Regions from separate parts of the Mus musculus genome. Here region 1 is linked to region 2. A link is a contact called in ENCODE Hi-C or POLR2A ChIA-PET data. All regions are on one chromosome and are shown on one strand. The core of a region is the stretch at or near the end of the contact, and the rest is flanking DNA. Distances in the headings are between cores, read along the strand shown.

What was found. Hi-C counts contacts between places; a loop is a spot of excess contacts on that map. ChIA-PET counts read pairs that join two places held with the same protein, here RNA polymerase II (POLR2A).
Region 1: a map of regulatory T cell shows a loop between it and region 2 (3-fold over the local background). The contact joins the promoter of Pigo here to the promoter of Tln1 in region 2. A Hi-C loop is called at or near these places in 7 of 37 maps with a recorded cell type or tissue (T-helper 17 cell, T-helper 2 cell, gastrocnemius and 3 more). POLR2A ChIA-PET finds 5 or more read pairs at or near these places in 3 of 5 experiments (Patski and embryonic stem cell).

What each region holds. Positions count from the first base shown.
Region 1 is chr4:43,023,017-43,028,275 of GRCm38, forward strand. Pigo (phosphatidylinositol glycan anchor biosynthesis, class O) reads right to left here and starts at 2,798. Exons shown (of 11, transcript NM_001305386.1): 1 at 2,764-2,798; 2 at 1,547-2,058; 3 at 656-799; 4 at 354-477. The coding sequence starts at 2,057. It overlaps Stoml2 (stomatin (Epb7.2)-like 2), which reads right to left. Exons shown (of 10, transcript NM_023231.2): 10 at 4,674-5,259. The coding sequence ends at 5,149.
Region 2 is chr4:43,561,268-43,566,565 of GRCm38, forward strand. It overlaps Tln1 (talin 1), which reads right to left and starts at 1,316. Exons shown (of 57, transcript NM_011602.5): 1 at 863-1,316. It overlaps Creb3 (cAMP responsive element binding protein 3), which reads left to right and starts at 1,391. Exons shown (of 9, transcript NM_013497.4): 1 at 1,391-1,692; 2 at 1,783-1,939; 3 at 2,014-2,084; 4 at 2,202-2,291; 5 at 3,994-4,100; 6 at 4,200-4,268; 7 at 4,853-4,937; 8 at 5,027-5,111; 9 at 5,202-5,298. The coding sequence starts at 1,546.

The sequences.
Region 1 (5,259 bases), core at 1,548-4,047, 540 kb before region 2:
AGCACTCGGGAGTCAGAGGCAGGTGGATCTCTGAGTTCGAGGGCAGCCTGGTCTACAAAGTGAGTTCTAGGATAGCCAGGGCTACACACACACACACACACACACACACACACACACAAAACCTGTCTCAAAAAGAACAAGAAAACAAATCTTTGTGAGTTTGAGTCCAGCCTGGTCTGGCTTATATTGCAAGTTCCTGGTCAGCCAAAGCTACATAATGAAACCCTGTCTCAAAATACATACATATATAGAATTCATCCAGGCTCCACACAGGATTTTTTTTCCCTCGTGGAATCCTACATCCTGAGATTCTCAAATGCAACCCCCTCCCTCAGCCAGCACCCCACACTCACTGTATCACCTGGTCCATCTGGCTAAGTTTCTTGGCCATTTCAGGGTGGTGAGGGCCGTGCTTGTGACCACAGTGATCCACACCCAGGAAGTGAGCGATCAGCACATCCCACGAACCGCCGTCCACTGTGGAGGGGAGAACACTGAGCACAGGGCGGTGAAGCCCACGCCTCCCTCCATCAGGCTTTGATGTTCCTCTGCACCCAGTGGTATAAGCCCCAGGCTGCTGGACCCAGAGTCTGCAGACTAAAGGAACCCTCCACAGCTCCTGGGGTCAGTGAGGGACTGAGCGCTTCTTACTCACGGGTAGGATAGAGGTGTTCCAAGATGCCGTTATCCACTGTGTGCAGGTCTCTGACATTGAAGGATGAGAAGAAGAAAGCTTGAGAAAAGGCTCCGGGGAAGAGGTCTCTCCAGGTATCATCTCCCATGAAGACTACACGCCTTCCTGTAGAGACAAGAGGGGAATCGGATCGATCGTATCTTGTTCATGTGAGAGCCAGAACAGGGGAGATTATAAGAGAAGACTCTAGAAAAAAACAAACAAACAAACAAACAAAACACAAAGGGCAAGGGGAGACAGCTCAGTGAGTCAAAGAGCTTGCCACCAATCCGGACCACTTGAGTTCAATACTCAGAACCCACAGGGTAGAAGGAGAAAATCAACTTCCAAAGTTGTCTTCTCACCTCCATAAGTGTACCATGTCACATCCATACGCTGTGTGTGTGTGTGTGCGTGCGCACGCACGAGCACACTCTTGAGAGTACTATCCCAACCACACATCCTGTTTTGAGACAGGTCTTACTCTACAGACCAGGCTCATCTGGAACTCAGAGATCCTCTTGCCTCTGCCTCTTGAGTGCTGGGATTAAAGACACATGCGCAATGCAGTGCCCTTGACCTGCTCTCTTCATAAGCAGTGAGTGAACATAACTTGGATCCCTCTACCCTTTTTTCTCCATCCTTGCAAATTCCTATCTTCATTTCTTCCTTAATCGGATGCTCCCACGAGTTACAAACAAACATTTTGTGCAGATTAGAAGCTTCATTGAGGACAAAAATCTCTGGGCCTTTCTACACACAAGATCCCATCTATTTCTACTCTCTGTTTCCCTACACCATAGCCAAATATACGGCTGGGTACCTGAAGTCCTGGCTCCCCAGCTTCTATAGTCCCCAGAGGCACATACTGACCTGCACTGTTGAGCTGTTGGATGACATTATCTTCCACTATAGCATGGCTGGCAAAGTTACTGCCAGCATCAATGAAAGTCGGCAGCGAGCCAGTGGTGAGAGCCTTTAGACGCTGCATGGTGGTCGTGGGGGGGTCCACCTGAGATCGGTACAGCCGGCCATGGTGGGGTTGACTCTCTAGGATCCTCTGCAAGGAACCTAATTTTCCCAGAAAAGGCACGGAGACAGGAGGTTCCCCAGGCACATGCGAGCGCTGAGGCTGGGCAAAGTCAAACCGCAGAGCGTCTATCAGTACCAAAACCACCCTGGAGAAGCGGGAAGGCATCCAGCAAGCCCCAGGCTTTCCATGACTTCCCCACGGCAAGGGACCAGGGCCTGGGAGCTCTTGGCAGCTGCTTTGATTGGTGAGCTCCAGACGAGTGAGAAGGAAGCCACTGGTGAAGAGTGCAATGCCAGCGTAGAAAAGAAAACAGACCCAGGCTAAGAAGAGGAGCACAGACACCTTCCGCATCCTGGGAGAGAAGAGAATGTTCATTGGGGTGCGAAGAAACCATGGACGTTTTGGCTCTCAAAACAATGCCCAACAACAATCACGTACTGCTATAAACTTCAGGACGTAAACAAACCATAGCTAACTCGTTGCAGCTGTTTCTACCAGTCATACCATCTGACGGTGAGAGGCTGAGACCTTGGATCTCAACCTGACGCCCAGGCTACACCTACCGATTCAGGTTCTGGGGGTGAGCACGGGAGCCTGTGCATATCCAACCGGGAGATCTAATGCTGTCAAACCACAGTCTAGGAGGAAGACTATTCCAAATGGTAGGTAGATTGTTCTCTGACAGTCCATTTCAATGGCTCTCTTCGGACTAACTCAACATTTCCAGGGTGGCAATAGACAGAAACCACACGGATTAACTGGATTGAGTAAACGGCGCCGCCTGGCGGGAACCGAGGAAACGACGGGGAGGAGTCTTGCTCCGCTTCCGGGCGGCCAGGCTCAAGAAAAAACCGAAGGAACGACGTCCCCAGGAAGCCCGGTATAAAGCCCATTGAGCTAAGCTGGGATCCAGAAGTCCCGGCAGCTCTGTCTCCTCCGGTGGGAACCCGGCCAACACCTGGACATGCTCCCTCTGATACTGGGCACCCCGGCAGTAAGCTGAGACACCCGTCCTAGGGGTGACAGTAACAGAGGTAACAGGGAGACCTTGGCTCACCTGGATCCGCGCCCGGAAGTGCAGCGGCAGGGCTCGCTGTCTGGCACCACAGAGGTGTGCAAGCCTGACAGAGCGCCCTACCAGGAGATTTGTCGCCGCCTGCCGGCACCAGCAGGGAAGTTCGACAAGAAACGTGGGGCTGAAAACTTTGATAGGAGGTTCAGTAATTCATAAATGAGGGCAAGGTCTAAGAGAGGGGGATGATGACTGGGTGTGTACAGAAGCATGAAAGAAGAAAAGCCCAGGGACCACCGAGCATTTTATTATATGTATGTTTGTACAATGCACTTTGTGCTGCAATTGCTTTTAGCCACTCAGCCCTCTCTCCAGACTCACTGTCCATTTTTGGTTGTTTTTCAACACAAGGTCTGAGTGCTGGGAACTAAACTTTGGTCTTCAGCAAGAGCAGTACATGCTCTTAATCACTGAGCCATCTTCCCAGCCCCATGCTTCAAGTTCTCACTGCTGAGACTTCCCTCCCGTGATGAACTAAAACTGTCTGGTAACTAGCTCCTTTAGATGTTCTTGTCAAGAGCACTTTTTCACAGTAACAAAAAACATAAACTAGCCGGGCAATGGTGGTGCACGCCTTTAATCCCAGCACTTGGGAGGCAGAAGCAGGCGGATTTCTGAGTTCCAGGTCAGCCTGGTCTACAAAGTGAATTCCAGGACAGCCAGGGCTCTACAGAGAAACCCTGTCTCAAAAAACCAACCAACCAACCAAACAAACAAACAAACAAACAAAAAAAAAAAACAACAAAACCCAAAAAACCTGTCTTTAAAAATACATCTAAATAAAAACTTATACATGACAGGTGGTGGTGGCAAACACCTTTAATCCCAATTGACAGAGTTTGCTTAGCATTCGCAAAAACCTGGGCTAACCCAGCCTGATTTTTAGTTAGCATTCTAGAAAACCTGGTACACTTGCACACGTCTGAGATGCCAGCACTTGGGAGGCAGAGGCAGGATCCTCTTAACCACCAAGATCGTCCTCGACACCACAGCTCCTCTGGGGCCAGCCTGGGATAAAGGAGACACTGTCTCAAAACAGTAACCACCTAAAAATCAGCGGTGGCAAACACTCACTGAAGGCATCACTCTCAAGGCAGAGGCGGGCGGATCTCTCTGAGTTCCAGCTTGGTCCACAGAGCTTGTTCTAGCCAAGGCTGCACTGAGAACCCTGTCTTGAAAACATGAAATGAGTAAGCTGGCAGAGTATGGCAGCACTCGGGAGGTATAGGCAGGTTAGGTCACATGCATTTAATCAGCCTGGGCTACACACGGTGACCCTTGCTCTAGAAAACAAAAAAGTGGGTTATCTGTATGGTATGTGAGTTTTATCTCAGTAGGAAAAAACAACTTTTATCTTCTTAGTAAATGTGTGGCACCTACCTATAGGGGTCCTACAAATTTACACGTAAGTCCCTCTTCCCCCTTTAAATACATCTAGTTGCTGCTGCTTTGCTTCTGGTAACCGTTCAGCCACAGCACAGCAGTTTCTTTGCTCTTGTGTTCATAAGCCAGGTATGCTCTGCCAATGGGCATCTGAATGGGTCTCTCTCTCCTCCTTCATGTCTGAGCTCAAGTATAATTTTCAGCGAGGTTTCCTGGAACTCTCAACTTGTCGGTTCACCAGAGCACTTTGAACTTACAGTGGATCCAACTCAGGCCATTCGGCTTGTACTGCAGGAGGCTTTTACTCACAGAGCCACCTTACCAGCCTGGCTTATGACTTTTTATCACGCTCTGCTTCCTTGTATTGCCACCCTGACTTGGATTCTGTGAAAGCAGACACCTCTGGGGTTCAGTTCTGTTATTGCTGCTTTGAGACAGGGTCCCACTAAGTACTTAAAGTTGGCCTTGATCTCACAGTCCGTTAGTCTGCATCACCACAGCCATCTCTCAACTGCTTTTGTAAACCCTAGTTTATTAATAGCTTAATAGTCTACACCCTCTGCCCTTTAAGACCGCCATACCATAAGGGCAAGCTGTCCTTTCCCGTGTGTCCCCAAGCCCCTGCACCACTGTGCAGCTGGCAGTTCAGCAGACCATGCCTCAATCCCCGTACAGCCGAGGTTTCTCTTGACGACAGGATGACTTCACTTCACATGAAGTGAATCCTTGTCACGCGTGGAGAATCAACTCCTCACACCGACCTGGACTGAAGGGTGGAAGTGGACGGCCAAAGACGACCCGAGTGGCTTTCCTAACTTCATCCCCCAATCAATGAGGACAGTTTCCCATTTGCCACTGGTCACTTTATTACATGATTAGTAAGTTCAAATAAAAAAATAAAAACTAAAATTTGGCCGGGAGGCTGGAACCAGAATCTTTTTTGAGAGCAGCTCCCGGCCCCTAGACTCCCTGGCCGAGTCATCTCTACTAACTGAGCTTGACTCTACCCAGTTCTTCAATACTCGTGTCTGTAGCCTGGACATCTCTTCTGCTCTGGCTGGAGTTCTGGGCTCCGGGCACTGGGGCTTTGGTGAGAGC
Region 2 (5,298 bases), core at 66-2,565:
GTAGCTACTTCCTGCCAACTTCTTACATTTTACCAGCTCAGCTGTAGCTGCAGCCTCAACCCCTAACGCTATCACCAATTCCTAACATTAATGCTGACTTTATTTCCTATTTCCCTATACATTGACATTCACCCCTTTCCCAGAAGACACCCATACTAATCTGGCTTTTATTTTTAGGCCCAAATCCCCCAAATTTAACCCTAAATACTCCCTCCCACCCCACCCTGCAGTTCTAAAGCTCATTTGTAACTTGGTTCTTAATTAACCTTTTCACTGTTTATTCTTAATACTGACCATGACACCGGCCTTTAATCCCTAAAACGGGCATCTAAGCCAATTCCTGTTGATCCTTAACCCGATCCTGTACTCTGACTTAATGCTGGTCATTGCAGAAAATAATGACCTCAGTTTAAATGTCACATATGCGAAACAGACTTGACTCGTGCAGCAAATGTTTAGAATGTAGTTCACCTTCTTAACTTCTAAAGGGATCCTTGCTTCCTAAACGCGACGGCACCTAACCCAAACTCACCCCAAGTTTTCCTAACCACTTACTCACTATCGGCTAATACCAAAGCCCATCCCCGCCCAGTGCCTCACTGCCACCCAGTGCCTCACTGCCACCCCATTTCTACCCGTCCCCAAACCTAGCCGAGACAGAGAACTGTCTACCCCCGCGAAAGGGCCTGCTTCTCGCAACAAGGCCAGCTTAATTCCAAATCCAAACCGAAACATACTGGACCCTGACCTCCCTAACCAGACACAGGATATGCAGGAGGATTGGGGGCCCCGCCCGCCGCTTCCCGGGCTGGCCCGATCCCGCAGCCCCACCTAGAAGCTCGGCCCAGCCCGTCCGGCCTACCTGCGCTGCCCGGCTCTGCGCCCCGCCCTGGGCCCGCTACCCGCTCCTTCTCCCGGTCGCTTTTGGGGCTCCGGCCTCGCCCTCCCTTCGACACACTCTCGGCCACTTCCGTCCTGGAAACGTCCCCCACCCGCCGGCGGCGCCCTGGGCCCGCGCTCTATGGTAGCGGAGACTGCAGGAAGCTGCTCTGGCCGTAGTTCTCGATGCTCGGGCGCCCGCGAAGCCTGGCCGCCCCTCCCCAGCAGGAAGCGAGCGTGCAGAGCTCTGGAGAGAACGCCCGAACTAAGCTGGAGTTCCCTTTTAAACGCTTAAGTTTTTTTTTTTAATAGCTCGAGGCGAAGGCGGACAAGGATCCTCAGAATCCCCGCCCTGGGGCGTGGGAAGCTTGAAAGGACGTCCCCATAATTTGCATAGCCCCCGGGACGTGGCGCAGCCCAGGAGCCACTTCCGAGTTGGAGAGAACTCCAAGTCCCAGGATTCCACGGGGCTATGTGCACCACTTCCGTTGTGTTGGAAGCTGAGGAATACAGAAGCTGAGAGACGGGTGCGGTTTAGAGTGACAGCTAGGCCCTTGTCCCGGAGTGACGGAGGTTAAGTCGAGCCGACTGGACAGACTGAGGGGTCGTGCCTGAGGTTCGGAGGTTGGATCTGCGCGGAGGGATTTCTATCCATAGATATCCCAAATGGATCCTGGTGGTCAGGATCTGCTAGCTTTGGATCCCGGTGATCAGGACCTGCTGGGCTTCCTGCTAGAGGAAAGCGGAGATTTGTGGGCTGCGACTGAGCCGGACGTGAAGGCTCCGCTGGACTTAGAGCTGTCACCTTCCGAGGTGGGTGGGTGGGTGTTCCCAGTGGGGGAAGCTAGGGATGTCCGCGAGACCCAAGGTACGGAAATAAATCAAGGCCTTTGAATTTGATAGAACTCCGTGCAAGAACTGAGCGACTGGGAGGTAGAGGATTTACTGAGCTCTCTGCTCAGTCCCTCAGTATCGCGGGATGTTCTCGGCTCTTCCAGCTCTTCCATTCTCCATGATCACAACTACTCCCTTCCACAGGAGCACGTCTCCATAGATCTAGGTGAGTGTGAAATGATAAGTTGTGGGGGAGGAGAGAGCTCACTGGGCTAGCTGGTTCTACTTTCCCTTTTGCAGATACTGAGAGCTTCGAAAAGGAGGGGTTCCACGTGACTCCACTGCCAGGGGAGGAAAGAGCAGCGGAACAGGTGCTGGACTTGATTTTTTTTTTCAGGATTACCTCACTTTGCAGCAGCCAAGATCCCCCATACTGCTCTGAGAGCTCCATGCAACTCTGCTCTCTTCACTATTTCCTCCATCCTTAGGAGATGTCTAGGCTGATACTGACCGAGGAAGAGAAGAAGCTCTTGGAGAAGGAGGGGCTCACTCTGCCCTCAACCCTTCCTCTCACTAAGGTAAGGCTCCTGTTGGTAGAGCAAAGGCTGGAGGGGGTTGGTAACCCAAGTAGGCAAGCTCAGTTTGTTTCATATCAATCACTTGCAAAAGGACAAACCAACTCCTACAAGTTCTCTCATCTCCAAACACACACCCACGTCAAAAGATAATGTTTTAAATGTAACTTTAGTACAGAGCCTTGAAAGTGAAGGGCCTTGATAGCTTCCGTTGTTATCTTGGGACCTCGAATCATACTCAGTGGTAGAAATGCTTGAGAGGCTGACTCAGTCTAACAACATCAACAATCGTCAAAGCTGGACATGATGGTGCACCCCTCTATAACCCTAGCACTCTGGAGGCAGGAGCAGGAAGGTCTTCACAAGTTCAAAGTCACTTCCCACGTGCTGGGATTACAAGAATACTGCATCTAGTTTTTGTGGCAAATTTTTTTAATGTCATTTGCCTTTTTAATATTGTCTTACTTCTGATATGTAGATATTTACTTATTTGGGGCAGGTGGATCAGCATTAACGGACAGACTTAGCTTCATGTTGAGTTCAGGCAAGCTTGGGCTATGTGAGAAACCATCCCCTATCCCTCTATCACTATTACAAGATGAATGAGCAATATATTGGGAGGAAAGGAAACGGAACTTGGAAATTATCAATAGTGGTTCTGTCCCTAGGATAGTAACTGTCTTGTCTTCCTTTACACTGGCCAGAGCATGCCATAATTCCCCTACCCACTGGGATTGGAGTACAGTACCTCATGAATGTTCATCAATGCTCACTGCTGAGCCACGCCCTCTGGCCCTTGTTGTTAAGGCAGGGTCTTGTAAACCCAGGCTGGGCTGGCCTCAAACTATGTAGTAGGGAAAGAATGCCTTTGAATTCCTGATTCTCCTGCTTCTAACTCCCTCGGACTAGATTACAAGTGTATGATGTCACTCTTGGCTAGTGTCCAAGTTTGACAGGCATTATCAGAGAATGTAAGAGTTAACTTTATTCAGTTTTAGTTTCTGAAAGAAAAAAAGTTGAAAGTACCTTAAGATAAGGATATATTCTATATCACTTTAGAGACTCTAGGAAAATCAAATGAATGGAAATTATAAGAAGATTGATGTTGCTTTAGGATAAGGGTAGATGTTGTTGTTGTTAGTTTTGAGACATGGTCTTATGTAGCTCAGTCTGTCCTCAAAAACTACCCTAGCCAAGGATGGTCTTGAAATCCTGACTTCCTTCTTCTGCCTCCCAAGTGCTGATACTACAGGCATGTACAACCACACCTAGCTTAAGTGGAATTTTTAAAATTAATTAGAGACTGGAAAGATGATTCCGTGGTTTAGAGTACTTTCTGCTTTTCCATGGGGCATGAGTTCAAGTCCCAGCTCCCACATGGCAGCTTACAATCCGAGGAGATCTGACACCCTCTTCTAGCCTATGTGGGCACTAGGCACACCCATTATACATATACGTTATACAGACATGCAGGCAAAACACCCAAACACATAAAAAATAATAAAAAGTCTGGCTTTCTAGTGTTGAATATCTGCTCCTTGGTGTTCACACAGAAGGTAAATGCCTACTGACAGAGAGGCTGTGGAGAGTATTTGATTGGGAAGAAGGTTAGCTGTCTTCCAACATACCTATGTAGTATATATAGGTATAACATACAGGCATATAATAACATACTGTGGGTGACCTTTCCCCCATCTTCTCTTAGGTGGAGGAACAAGTTCTGAAACGAGTGCGGAGGAAGATTCGTAACAAGAGAGCAGCTCAAGAAAGCCGCAAGAAGAAGAAGGTGTATGTCGTGGGGCTGGAGAGCAGGTAAGCAAGGATGGACACGGGGGAAGCCTGGAGGGTCTTGAAGGGAGGAGACACAATATTTTGAAATCCACGTGTCCTCACATCCATGTTGTCCTCTAGGGTCTTGAAATACACAGCTCAGAATCGGGAGCTGCAGAACAAGGTGCAGCGTTTGGAGGAACAGAATCTGTAAGCGGCCATTTGAAGACAATCGGTTTTTTAATGCTTTCTCACTCTTTCCACTGTTCCACATGACTTCCAACTGGATAGCTCAAAAATGCAGACATCCGGAAGTTAGCCATGTCTCAAGCGTGATGGAGAATAAACTTATAAGTAGCTAAGGAGCAATTAAGTACCAAGATAGAGAAGTAAGAAAAGACTGCAGGTCGTCAGCGTCATTGCAGTTGCAGCTGTGGGGATGGGACTGGGAGGAGAGAAGGCTGCATTGTGCTTGGCTGGCTCTAGCTCTGGGGTTGGGTAGAGAGCACAGGGCTTGGTGGGGAAGCACAAGCTTAGTTGATCAGGTACTGCAGCTACTGGAGAGTTTTTCTTGAAGGTATTTAAGTCAGGACAGAGCAGTTTGATTTTTTTTTTGTCTCACTAAGGAATCACAGGCATTTGTGCACAAAGACACTTGGGGTGAGGGGGAAAGGCAAGGAAGCTGAGACTGGATCCACAGCATGAGTGGAGAGGGTAGCTAAGACAGGAGGCCTTCATCGTGCCTTGCATGCTCGGCCAGAGCATGCGCACTACCGTCTCCTCTCGTCTCTTAGGTCCCTTCTAGATCAACTGAGGAAGCTTCAAGCCATGGTGATTGAGATAGCCAACAAAACCAGCAGCGGCAGCACTTGTGTTCTGGTGAGGAGGGTGACAAGAGATCCTTTCCCTGGCAGAGATGGGGTGTGTGACCCAGAGCTCTTCACCCCCTTCTTCTCCCTGTGTTCTAGGTCCTCGTGTTCTCCTTCTGTCTTCTCCTGGTACCCGCTATGTACTCCTCTGATGCAAGGGGAAGTGTGCCCGCGGAGTATGTTGGTAAGAGGCTTAAGGACACCTTCGGGCGTGGTCTGTGGTAGAGAGAGGGCTTCTTCTGTGTGGTCTCCTGACCAGTCTTTGTCTCTTCAGTGTTGCACCGCAAGCTTCGTGCCCTCCCCAGCGAGGACGATCATCAGCCGAAGCCATCTGCTCTATCGTCAGAGCTACCCATGGACAGCACACACCA